Linked DNA regions of Homo sapiens: region 1 is linked to region 2. A link is a contact called in ENCODE Hi-C or POLR2A ChIA-PET data. All regions are on one chromosome and are shown on one strand. Each heading gives the region's core, a stretch centred on a gene start or an enhancer-like site at or near the end of the contact. The rest is flanking DNA. Distances are from core to core; before and after follow the strand shown. Region 1 overlaps NMT2 (N-myristoyltransferase 2). Region 2 holds the start of OLAH (oleoyl-ACP hydrolase).

Region 1 (6,504 bases), core at 1,487-3,986, 80 kb after region 2:
AATACAGTTTATTTTTTTCTGTAAACCTGATTTTTCCCCCCCTTGGAGAAACACTAGATACATTTTAAGAGATGAATAATCTGTATATAAATATTGCTACTCTACTTTTTCTGCCCTAAATGATTATTTTTAAAAATTTTATATAATCTAGCAGTTCCACTCTTAAGAAATATTGTTAAAGGAAAAACTTCCTGTAGAATGAGGTCATCACAATTCCTGCATGCCCCCAGGTGGAAGCCCAAGGGGGAAAACAGGTGTTTTTTTTGAGACGGAGTCTCACTCTTGTCACCCAGGCTGGAGTGCAATGGTGCGATCTCGGTTCACTGCAACGTCTGCCTCCTGGGTTCAATCGATTCTCTTGCCTCAGGCTCCCGAGTAACTGGGATTACAGGCACCTGCCACCACGCCCGGCTAATTTTGTGTTTTTAGTAGAGACAGGGTTTCACCACGTTGGCCAGGCTGGTCTCGAATGCCTGACCTCAGGTGATCTGCCCACCTCGGCCTCCCAAAGTGCTGGGATTACAGGTGTGAGCCACCACACTAGGCCAAGGAAAATAGGTTTTCTCTTGAGTGCCAGCTGTCATCAACTATTAGCTGTGCTGGGGTTTCTAAGCTTCAGTGACACACAGTGCTGATTGATTATCGATTAGCTGGGGGAAAGGGGAATGGGAGGTGCATGCTCTGTATTTATACACCAACAGTCCTCAGCTGAATATTTACTATAAGCCATTCTATTATGATGATGTCATGTCTAAAGCACTTCAGCTAAAATGCCATTTAATAATCTAAATTTAGAGAATTTAAGTCCTTCACATTTAACAGGCAATGCATACCTTTAGTCTTTTAGTACCTCTCAAAACCAATGAGTCAGAAATGTCCAGATCTCCACTGGAAATAAATAAGCACTTCTAAATGCTAGTGGGAAGACCAAAACCATATAAAATATATATCATAGTCATTTAAAAAATTAGTTTCTGCTATGAGGCAGACTTAGCTTGATAAATTTCAAATAGCCTTTCTCAATATCAGAATTTTTTTTCTTTTGTTACTGGTTCAGTAACAATCAACAATATCAAGCAATTAGATGAATTAATGAAAGCCACAGGATATATGATATCTGTTAATAGAGAACATTCAGAAATGAAAAAAAAATTTGCCAACTTCCTTCTAGAGCAAAACATTCTTCTGGAGCACAATTCTCATTCATTGAATATCCAACTGTGAAACCACTAAAGGAACTGCCCAGCAGATCGCCTTAAAGCAGCAGTTCTCAAATATTTTGGTCTTGGGACCCTTTTACACTCTTTTTTTTTTTTGAGATGGAGTCTTACTCTGTCGCCCAGGCTGGAGTGCAGTGGTGTGATCTCAGCTCACTGCAACCTCTGCTTCCCGGGTTCAAGTGATTTGATCCTGCCTCAGCTTCCCAAGTAGCTAGGATTACAAGCACGTGCCACCACGCCCAGCTAATTTTTTGTATTTTTAGTAGAGATGCAGTTTTATCGTACTAGCCAGGATGGTCTCGATCTCCTGACCTTGTGATCTGCCCACCTCGGTCTCCCAAAGTGCTGGGATTACAGGCATGGGCCACTGCACCTGGCCTACGCTGTTAATAATGATTGAGTACCTCCAAAGAGCTTTGCTTATGTGGGTTATGCATATCCACACTTATCGCATTAGAAATCAAAACTGAGAACATTTTTAAACAAAAGACTACAGAAATACACATGCCACATGGCCTCTGGAAGACTTCACAGTATACTCAGACGAGAATGAAAGTGAAAAAATTACATACTAGTGTTATTATGAAAATAGTTAAAAAAAAAAAATGACTGCATAGATTCAAAGATCTTGGGGGACTTCCAGAGGTCCCTGGGCCACACTTTGAGAACTGCTATCTTAGGTCTCTAAAGGTTAGAAAAATAAGTAGCAGAATTTAGACAAGCAATATGTTGCCTAAATTCAGGTAAAAAGTATCATAAGTTTGGCAACTTATAAGCATTTTGAACAAATTTTTATAGAAGCATTAAAGCATAAGAGCACACCAGGATGTACCAGCTATAAAAAACAGAAAGTCCTAGAAAACAGGGTAAGAATATTTACATTTGCTGACTAATAGCTAAAATAATCTGTGTAAGAATGAAATACTGCCAGGCACGGTGGCTCACACCTGTAATCTCAGCACTTTGGGAGGCTGAGGCAGGCGGATCACAAGGTCAAGAGATCGAGACCATCCTGGCCAACATGGACTAAAATACAAAAATTAGCTGGGTGTGGTGGCACGTGGCTGTAGTCCCAGCTACTCAGGAGGCTGAGGCAGGAGAATTGCTTGCATCCAGGAGGCGGGGGTTGCAGTGAGCCAAGATCGCATCACTGCACTCCAGCCTGGCGACAAAGCGAGACTTCGTCTCACAGAAAAAAAAAAAAAAAAAAAAAAAAGAAATAACTTTTGAAAAGCAAAACAAACACTCAAATTATAACTATTGTCCTCAGAAAGAACCAGGAAGGCTATTGGGCTTACATTAAAATGGCTAGCTTCCGTATAATGGAATAGTGAAGCGGTCATGTTTTCTGAGAGTTCAATAAAATGCAGAGAATCATTTCCAGTAAATAAGAAAAATCTCAGTTTCATAAGCAAACTCTGTATCTGAATCAGATATCCTTTCCCATGGCCCAACTAATATGCATGATTCATGGGCCTCTACGTAGATTGAAATCTGTGTAAAATCTGCTTATAAGTACATAAGGAAATGAAGCTCAGAGCTCTATTAAAAAACAGTAGTGTTGTTATCTGTCAAGTTGTGGTACAAACCGTTTGAGAGCCAAGATTCCAGAGAAGAGATGTAAGCAATGATTATGGTTATTTATATGATTCAAAAAGGAGCAAACAGAATGCTAACCACTAAAAAAACCATCTAATGCCACTAAATATAGAACACCTTATATGCCTCGACATGTCTAAGCAAGCACACCCTCCTTGCAGCACAGTGCTAAGACCTTAGTGGATCATTCTCTGACTTCTGCTTTTTATCAACATCAAATTACCTTTCAGCTCATTGACACAGATGCGCAAAATCGAACTTGGAAATACTCAACACCAGATCAAAAAAACAAAACAAAATAAAATCTCCCCAAACACTGAAAGGGTAGGGAGGCATCGTAAGGCGTGTTTCTTGGGGAAACCTTAGTATTTTAGGTAACAGTTGTGAATGGCGCAGGCCCTGCGACAGCTCTGCTTCTGGCCAGCAGACTCTGAGCAAGTCAATCTGTGTTCTCATGGCCCCTTCTGTGCTATGGGGATAAGGACCCATCCTCCTGTGGCTGTTGTGATTAGTAAATGAGACTACGGCTGTTAAATGTCGAGCATAACGCCGGCCACAATAAATGTTAGCTCCTATATTCAAAAGTCCATGAAAAAGACAGAAAGCTGGCACTCCTACAAGCAAAAAGAGTAACAATGAAGCAGAAAATGAGATTGATCTATACAGCAAAAGCTGTATTCCATAAGTTTGCTTTTACGCTGAATGGTACAAAAATGTTCTTAAATAACTTGACTGCTAGCAGTGGTATCACCCATCTGGGCCCATAGGAGAGGAAGGGGCATCCGGTGTATGCAGTTCTGTCCAGTTTAACTCAAGAGGCAGACACCCAAGGGACTGCTGCCAGCACCTTCCAATTTCATAATATCTGTACTTTAATCTCTCTTTTATTCTATTAATTTACTCTTTATTTTCCTTTCCTTTCCTATGACTTAAAAGGGGGAAAGGAGACTGGGGCAAGCCAATGAGAACTGTTTGCATCTTGACAATCGTCCTTTTCTGCCTTGATTTATGCTGTACTCACAGTGAGACATTCAGTGGGGCTGAGCCATGGTGTCCCCATAGTGGGTAATGTTAGAGGGGATGGCAGAGGCAGAGGGAGCTAACAGGGAAACATGGAGGTCTGGGGCCTGCATCCCAAGCCCTCCACTTGGTGATATTAACACATCCTCGCCTAAGTGCCAACTGTCACATACCTCAGTTTCTTCATCTGTAAAATGGGGATAAGAAGTACTAACTTCAAAAGGTTGCTGTGAGAATAAATTGAATAATGTATTTGAAAGCACTTCATAACCTTCAATTTATGGGTGGGGGAAAGGCAGTCACTATCACAGCACGACTGGAACAGGACTGCTACCAGGAACCCAGGTTCACTGGAAGTAAGATGCCACAGTCTGGTTTCATAATACACGCCTATACCCAGGAGAAGATTGACTCTTGTACAAAAATATTAAGGCTGATGAATGGAGTCAAGTCAAAAATAGCTTTAGCACTTTAAGAAAATCATTGTGAGTAAACCAATGGTATGTGCTAAAACTCCTTATTCTTCACTCCATTGTAGGCAACCTACATGTAAGTGTGTCTTTTCCTTGTACATAAGCTAGGCTGCTTGAGGTTCAAGAAACTGAAATTTGGAGAGACCAAAGTGGAACAGCATTTGCCCATAGTGAAAAAAAGAGGCATTTTTGAAGTTTGTATGTATGTATGTATGTATGTACGTATGTATTTAGTTATTTATTTAGTTATTTATGAGATGGAGTCTCGCTCTGTGGCCAGGCTGGAGTGCAATGGCGTGATCTCAGCTCACTGCAACCTGTGCCTCCTAGGTTCAAGCGATTCTCCTGCCTCAGCCTCCCTAGTAGCTGGGACTACAGCCATGTGCCACCATCCACAGCTAATTTTTTAATTTTTAGTAGAGATGGGGTTTCACCATGTTGGCCAGGGTGGCCTCGATCTCTTGACCTTGTGATCTGCCCGCCTTGGCCTCCCAAAGTGCTGGGATTACAGGTGTGAGCCACCGCGCCTGGCCGAAGATTTTATTTCAATTCACACGTCACAACACTTCAAACAAAAGATCCCATCAGTGGCACACAGATTCTAAGATGGCCCCCAGTGATCCCACCTCCTGGGGTTCACAGCTGGTGTGATCTGCTCCTGTTACGTGTGGGCAGGACCTGTGATTTGGTTCTAACCAATAGAAATGGCAATGGCGGCTGGGCGCAGTGGCTCACACCTGTAATCCCAGCACTTTGGGAGGCTGAGGCGGGTGGATCACCTGAGGTCAGGAGTTCGAGACCAGCCTGACTAATATGGTGAAACCCCATCTCTACTAAAAATACAAAAATTAGCTGGGCGTGGTGGTGCACACCTGTAATCCCAGCTACTTGGGAGGCTGAGGCAGGAGAATTGCTTGAACTCAGGAGGCGGAGATTGCAATGAGCTGAGATTGTGCCATTGCACTCCAGCCTGGACAACAGAGCGAGCCTCCATCTTAAAAAAAAAAAAAAAAAGAAATGGCAATGGCGACTGGATGTCACTTTCATGAATCACCTGCATAGGGTTCTGACTTCCATCTTGCCAGCAGATCCTCTCTATAGACTCTCTCTCTCACTGGCTTTGATGAATAAGCTGCCATGCTGTGAGCTACCCTATGGAGAATCCAACATGGCAAAGAACTGAGGCCCTTGGTCCAACAGCCAGTGAGGAACTCAATCCTGCCAACAACTACAGGAGCATGGAAATGGATCCTTCCCTAGTCAAGTTTCAGATGAGACCTCAGCCCTGGCTGACACCTGGGTGGCAACTTCAGGAGAGACCCTGAACAAAGCACAGGACTCAGCTAAGCTGTGACTGGATTTCTGGCCCACAGAAGCTGTGTGATAATAAATGTTGTTTTAAGCAGCTCAGTTTGTGGTCATTTTTTACATGGCCATAGATAACTAATATAGCCAAGCCCCAAATAAAGCCAAGTCTAGAAAGCACATTTATATTTTTCCCTATTAAAAATGATAACTTGGCTGGGCGTGGTGGCTCACACCTGTAATCCCAGGACTTTGGGAGGCCAAGGCAGGCGGATCACAAGGTCAGGAGTTCAAGACCAGCCTGGCCAACATGGTGAAACCCCCGCCATCTCTACTAAAAATACAAAAATCAGTTGGGTGTGGTGGCACACACCTGTAATTCCAGCTATTTGGGAGGCTGAGGCAGGAGAACTGTTTGAACCCGGGAGGCGGAGGTTGCAGTGAGCCAACATCCAGCCACTGCACTCCAGCCTGGGTAACAGAGCGAGACTCTGTCTCAAAAAATAAAAAAATAAAAAAAATAACTTTTCGCCAGGCGTGGTGGCTCACTCCTGTAATCCCAGCATTATGGGAGGCCGAGGCAGGCGGATCACAAGGTCAGGAGATCAAGACTATCCTGGCTAACATGGTGAAACCCCGTCTCTACTAAAAATACAAAAAATTAGCCGGGCATGCTGGCGGGCGCCTATAGTCCCAGCTACTCAGGAGGCTGAGGCAGGAGAATGGCGTGAACCCAGGAGGTGGAGCTTGCAGTGAGCCGAGATCCCGCCACTGCACTCCAGCCTGGGCGACAGAGTGAGACTCCGTCTCAAAAAAAAAAAAAAAAAAAAAAAATAAATAAATAAATAAATAAATAAATAAAATAAAATAAATAAATAACTTTTCGC
Region 2 (6,202 bases), core at 2,074-4,573:
ACAAGTTTCATCATGCCTTTTTAGCAATAACCGCTACCCCGTTTTCTACTCCTATTCATTCATTTATTGTTCATTCCACATGATAGGAATTCCTTGTTCATTCTTGCATGGTAGGAAGCAAGGAGGATGCAACTGTGAACAAAACCACCAAAGCCTCCATACTCAAAGAGCTTACTGTCTAGCAGTACAGAAAATCAGTGATGATTACAAGAATCCTCTTTCTACTCTAGGACTTTGCTCCATCTCAAAGGGATGGTCTCAAACCATCCCTTTCTCTCTTTTTAATTTTCCTCAATCCTGCCTCCCTCTTAAGCACTGTCTCCCTACCTCAACCATCAGATTACTCATCTGATCAGTTTACCTGGCCATCTCACTCTACTCCCATGAGGCTCCTAAGGCTTCTCTCTTGAAGACAGTGAACAATGTTGGTGCTCAGTCCAAATGCCCTATTGACTAGAGTGGGTGCAGCCCAATTTCAGCAGCAAACCCCAGAGGGGCTCCCAGGCTACTGTGCTTTTCCCACAGGCAAAGAGAAGTACCCGAAGCTTCTCTTTCCTGGATTAGAATTATCCCATTATCACCAGCACGATAGGATACTTTCAGTTCTTGTCTTCTTTGATCTCTTAGAGGCATTCCACACCTTTTTTTATTTTTATTTTTATTTTTATTTTTTTTGAGACAGAGTTTTCGCTCTTGTGGCCCAGGCTGGAGTGCAATGGTGCGATCTTGGCTCACTGCAACCTCTGCCTCCCAGGTCCAAGCGATTCTCCTGCCTCAGCCTCCTGAGTAACTGGGATTACAGGCATGTGCCTCCACGCCTGCCTAATTTCATATTTTTAGTAGAGACGGGGTTTCTCCATGTTGGTCAGGCTGGTCTCAAACTCCTGACCTCAGGTGATCCGCCTGCCTCGGCCTCCCAAAGTGCTAGGATTACAGGCGTGAGCCACCATACCCAGCCATTTTTTTTTTCTTTTGGGACGGAGTTTCACTCTGTTGCCCAGGCTGGAGTGCAGTGGCTTGATCTCGGCTCACTGCAAACTCCACCTCCTTGGTTCAAGTGATTCTCTTGCCTCAGCCTCCTGTGTAGCTGGGATTACAGGCGTGCACCATGACATCTGGCTGATTTCTGTATTTTTAGTAGAGACGGGGTTTCACCATGTTGGCCAGGCTGATCTCAAACTCCTGACCTCAGGTGGTCCAACCCACCTCGGCCTACCAAAGTGCTGGGATTCCAGGTGTGAGCTACCGCAACTGGCCCACACCTTTGACCCGTTGGCATCCTCTGGGCTCTTCCTGAGAGGCCCAGTTACGTCTTTGTCCTCCTATTTCCCTGGCATCTCCATCTAACTTTTCTGTCAGCTTCTCTTTTTCTGCTTGGTGTTTAAATGCTAGTGATTCTCAGGACTCTATCCTACACTCTTCACCTGCAAACCACTGACTTTCAGTGCATCGGTAATTGAGTTTGAGGAGAGTATGCACAACTCCCAACCCCTGAATGGTACCAGGCACAAATACAACAAATACACATGGTATTTTTCTTTTTTCTTTTGAGACAGAGTTTTGCTCTTTTTGCCCAGGCTGGAGTGCAATGACGTGATCTCGGCTCACTGCAACCTTCACCTCCCCGGTTCAAGCGATTCTCCTGCCTCAGCCTCCCAAGTAGCTGGGATTACAGGCACCCGCCATCACGCCCAGCTAATTTTTTGTATTTTTAGTAGAGACAGGGTTTCACTATGTTAGCCAGGCTGGTCTGGAACTCCTGACCTCAGGCAATCCACCTGTCTTGGCCTCCTGAAGTGCTAGGATTATAGGTGTGAGCCAGCGTGCCCAGCCCATGAGATGTTTTAATACAGGCATGCAATGTAATGTCACGGAGAATGGGGTATCCACCCTCTCAAACATTTATCCTTTGTGTTACAGACAATCCAATTATACTCTTCTAGTCATTTTAGAATGTACAATTAAGTTATTATTGACTACAGTCACTCTGTTGTGCTATAAAATAGTTGGACATCATACTTGCTTCCTCCCTCTCCCACAGTCTCCATATCTAAGAAATTATCAATTCCTACTGGTTTCATGGTCAAAGTGGCTGAAGAACCCAAGCCTTCTTTTCATCCTTAGCTCCTCCACATTAGCACAAAGGCAGAATGCATTAGGGGTGAAAAGCATAGTTTCTGGAACCAGACTACTTGGATTTGCCCTCTGGTCTGTTTCCTACCCACGTGTCTTTTTTTTTTTTTTTTTTTTTTTTTTGAGATGGAGGAGTCTCGCTCTGTCGCCCAGGCTGGAGTGCAGTGGCGTGATCTCCGCTCACTGCAAGCTCCGCCTCCCGGGTTCACACCATTCTCCTGGCTCAGCCTCCCGAGTAGCTGGGACTACAGGCGCCCGCCACCACACCCAGCTAATTTTTTGTATTTTTAGTAGAGATGGGGTTTCACCATGTTAGCCAGGGTGGTCTCAGTCTCCTGACCTTGTGATCCACCCGCCTTGGCCTCCCAAAGTGCTGGGATTACAGGTGTGAGCCACCGCGTCCAGCCATCCACGTGTCTTTTAGTCAGTTACTTAACCTCTCTGTGCCTTAGCTTTTTTTAATCTTCAAAATAGGGGACATAATACCTTAATTATTCTTGTGAATAATGCCTACATGATTGAAAACACGAAAAGTCTTAATAGGTATTGAAAGCTTAGAAGGGTGCTTGGTCCTTAGTGTTATGTGTTTGCTAATATTATAAGGCCAGGTATCACTCTTTATCATCTAGATGTCTAAAACAGCCTCTTAACTTGATTTTACTGTCTAGTCAGTAATTCTGAAAGTCAATTCACCTTTTTCCACCTTCCAGTGGATTCTCTTCTTCTTTTTTTTTTTTTTTTTCAGACAGAGTTTTGCTTTTGTTGCCCTGGAGTGCAGTGGCGTGATCTCAGGCTCACTGCAACCTCTGCCTCCTGGGTTCAAGTGATTCTCCTGCCTCAGCCTCCTCAGTAGCAGGTGCCTACCACCATGCCCAGCTAATTTTTTGTATTTTTTAGTAGAGGTGGAGTTTCACCATGTTGGCCAGGCCCATCTCAAACTCTAGACCTCAGGTGATCCGCCCACTTTAGCCTCCCAAAGTGCTGGGATTACTGGTGTGAGCCACTGCACCAGCCTTGCCTTCCAGTTTAGTTAACTTCTTTTATTTTCCTAATAGATGGTACATTGTGTCTCCTCTGGGCCACAGCCCATGTCATTCTTCCTGCTTTGTTGTTTTCATTGTTCTTTCATAATGTTCTGAGATTACCTCATTTCCTGTGTCCTCTCTTTCTTTGGCAATCCAAAGAAAGTCATCTTTCAGATTGTCTGCTCAGAGTTCATCTCAAAGCCTGGCAAGTGAGTATCTTATATTTTAAATTATCTAAAAATCATAGAGTAATACCTTCTCAGATATGTCTCATATGCACAGCCTATAGTTGGATTATCTTTTAATCTAATCTGCGAATATTGCTTTGTAACTAGAGAATTTAGTCTGTTTATATATAATATAATCACTGGTATCTGGGGCTTAATCTGTCATCTTGTATTCAATTTTTATTTGTTTTACCTGTTCTATGTTTCTTTCCCTTGCCTTTTCTCAGTTCTCTTTTTGATTAAATAAACATTTTTCTCTTCCAGTTTGGATGATTTACAGTCTGTTTCTATTCTTCTAAGGGCTAGCCTGAGAAATTAAGGCATGCATATTTATACAGTCTAAATTTAGTAAAACCTCACAGATAATGTAAGGAACTTTGTTTGCCTGTGCCTGGCTTTGACATTATTTTTGCCTTGTATTTTAATTTTATATATATATATTTTTTTCTTTCTTTTTTTTTAAATTTTGAGATAGAGTTTTTCCCTGTCACCCAGGCTGGAGTACAATGGTGCAATCTCGGCTCACTACTGTCTTTTTCATTCCTCCTTGCATCTCCTATCTTCCATCTGGGATCATTTACTTTCTGCTCAAAGTATATCCTTTAACGTTTCTTTAAAAATTGTCTCCTGGTGACAAACTTAGTTTTTACTTGTCTGAAAATGTCTTTATGTTGCCCTGTTTCCTAAAAGCTGTTTTTACTGGGTATAGAATTCTAATTTGGCAGTTCTTGTCTCTTAGTACTTGAAGATATCATTCTATTCTCTTCCATGTTTTTGCATTGCTGTGAGTCCATCCCCACCTCTCCTCACCTCCTGGCTCCTTTTAATAGTTTTCTTCTGTGTTTCTTGGTTTTGCAGTTTCATTGTAATGCATCTCTATAAAGATTGCTTTTTTTGTAATCTATTCTGCTGGACATTTGCTGGGCATGTTTTATCTTTGGACTAGTACTATGCATCAGTTCCACAAAAATCTAAGCCATTATCTCTGGAGTATTGTCTCTGTCCCACTCTCCCTCTTCTCTCGTCTGGTACTTCAATCAAATGAAAGCATCTAGAGGTTTCAATCAAATGAAAGCATCTTGAGGAGAGAGTCACTGTTATTCTTACCGGAGGATGCCTCCAGTGTTGAAAACAAAACCCAGGACATTTTACTCAACTTGGAAAATATTTCTTGAGTAAACTTGGACAGTGGTTAAATGTTTAATCTTCCCAGGTATGATTGATCACAGACCGTGCTAAGTCAAAAAATAATACAAAACAAGGTTTTTATGTACTTCAATTAGAAGGAGTTGGAGTAATTCAACCTAATTTTATGAAAACTTTGTAATGCTCCATAACAACTTTTAATTGTCAACACCAAAAAAATTTGTATCCCAGCTCTGACTGCCTATTTTTCTTGGAAGAACTTGCTCTCTTTTTCTGCCTTTCATATCATTACCTAAGAAGGAACTATTTCCAGGTAAAGTCAGAGAAATCCTCATGAGTCATTCAGGTGATTTTTTTCTGAGAGTTGATGGTGGCTCTGGCCCAGAATTACTAAGAAAAGGCTCTAAGAAACAAACAGATGGGCTCCCCACCCTCTGTAAACTTTCTTCCTCTATTTAGGCACATCTTTCTGTTCCTAAAAATGCCCTCCACTGCATGACAAAAGCTTTAAGCTGAGGGATTCACCTGAGCTCCCTGGAACTGTGTTGAAAGTCACAACTGAGCTTGACAAGTTAACCGTGGCCTTAAAATGAATACTTGGGATCCAAGGAGCTCCTAGGAAGTCAGAAGATAAAGACCTTTATAAATGACAGATCTGTACTTGAGGTCAGGAGTTCAAGACCAGCCTGGCCAACATGGTGAAACCCCCGTCTCTACTAAAAATACAAAAATTAGCCAAGCCTGGTGGCGGGTGCCTGTAATTCCAGCTACTTGGGAGGCTAAGGCACAGGAATTGCCTGAACCTGGGAGGTAGAGGTTGCAGTGAGCCAAGGTCGTGCCACCACACTCCAGCCTGGGCGATAGAGCGAGATTCAGTCTCAAAGAAATGAATAAATAAATAAATGTCAGATCTGGCCGGGTGTGGTGGCTCACGCCTATAATCCCAGCACTTTGGGAGGCTGACGTGGGTGGATCACTTGAGGTCAGGAGTTTGAGACCAGCCTGGGCAACATGGCGAAACCCTGTCTTTACTAAAAATACAAAAGTTATCTGGGCGCAGTGGTGGGCACCTATAATCCCAGCTACTTGGGAGGCTGAGGCAGGACAATCATTTGAACTTGAGCCACTGCACTCCAGCCTGGGCAACAGAGTGAGACTCCGTCTCAAAAAAATATAAATAAATAAATAAATAAATAAATAAATGACAGTTCTTTCAGTAGTTATTTTTCTTCTCTTTTCTGAATACTTGAAGATTGCAAAATGGGAAGTTTGGCACAGCAGTGAAGCCTTTTTTTAGAATCCCTCTTTCTTGAGATTTATTTTATTTTACTTTTTGAGATGGAGTCTCACTCTGTCACCCAGGCTGGAGTGCAGTGGCGCGATCTCAGCTCACTGCAGACTTCATCTCCCGGGTTCAAGCGATTCTCCTGCCTCAGCCTCCCAACTAGCTGGGATTACAGCCATGGGCCACATATCCGGCTAATTTTTATATTTTTAGTAGAGATGGGGGTTTCACCGTGTTGGCCAGGCTGGTCTTGAACTCCTGACCTCAAGTACTGGGATGAGCCGCCACGCCCAGCCACTTTCTTGAGATTTAAAAGAGCACAACTTTACAAACACTTAGAAAGCTAAGACATCTCTGTTGCCAAAACAAACATCCCTCACCCTTAC

The links. Hi-C counts contacts between places; a loop is a spot of excess contacts on that map. ChIA-PET counts read pairs that join two places held with the same protein, here RNA polymerase II (POLR2A). Pooled maps may share reads with other maps.
Region 1: a loop to region 2 is called in a pooled map, with 2.6 times the contacts of the local background. The contact joins the enhancer-like site here to the promoter of OLAH in region 2. A Hi-C loop is called at or near these places in 2 of 50 pooled maps. POLR2A ChIA-PET finds 5 or more read pairs at or near these places in 2 of 52 experiments (HEK293 and endothelial cell of umbilical vein).

What each region holds. Positions count from the first base shown.
Region 1 is chr10:15,121,120-15,127,623 of GRCh38, forward strand. All of the region lies in intron 8 of NMT2 (N-myristoyltransferase 2), which reads right to left. Among named protein-coding and RNA genes, the nearest start is that of RPP38, 27 kb to the left of the region's middle. RefSeq lists enhancers at 1,757-1,936, 2,843-2,982. Within about 2 kb of position 2,737, at least 4 of the 41 ENCODE cell types and tissues checked have a DNase peak (open chromatin) inside an H3K27ac peak, as active enhancers do.
Region 2 is chr10:15,040,620-15,046,821 of GRCh38, forward strand. It overlaps OLAH (oleoyl-ACP hydrolase), which reads left to right and starts at 3,324. Exons shown (of 8, transcript NM_001039702.3): 1 at 3,324-3,367. All of the region lies in intron 3 of ACBD7-DCLRE1CP1 (ACBD7-DCLRE1CP1 readthrough), which reads right to left. RefSeq lists an enhancer at 4,966-5,155.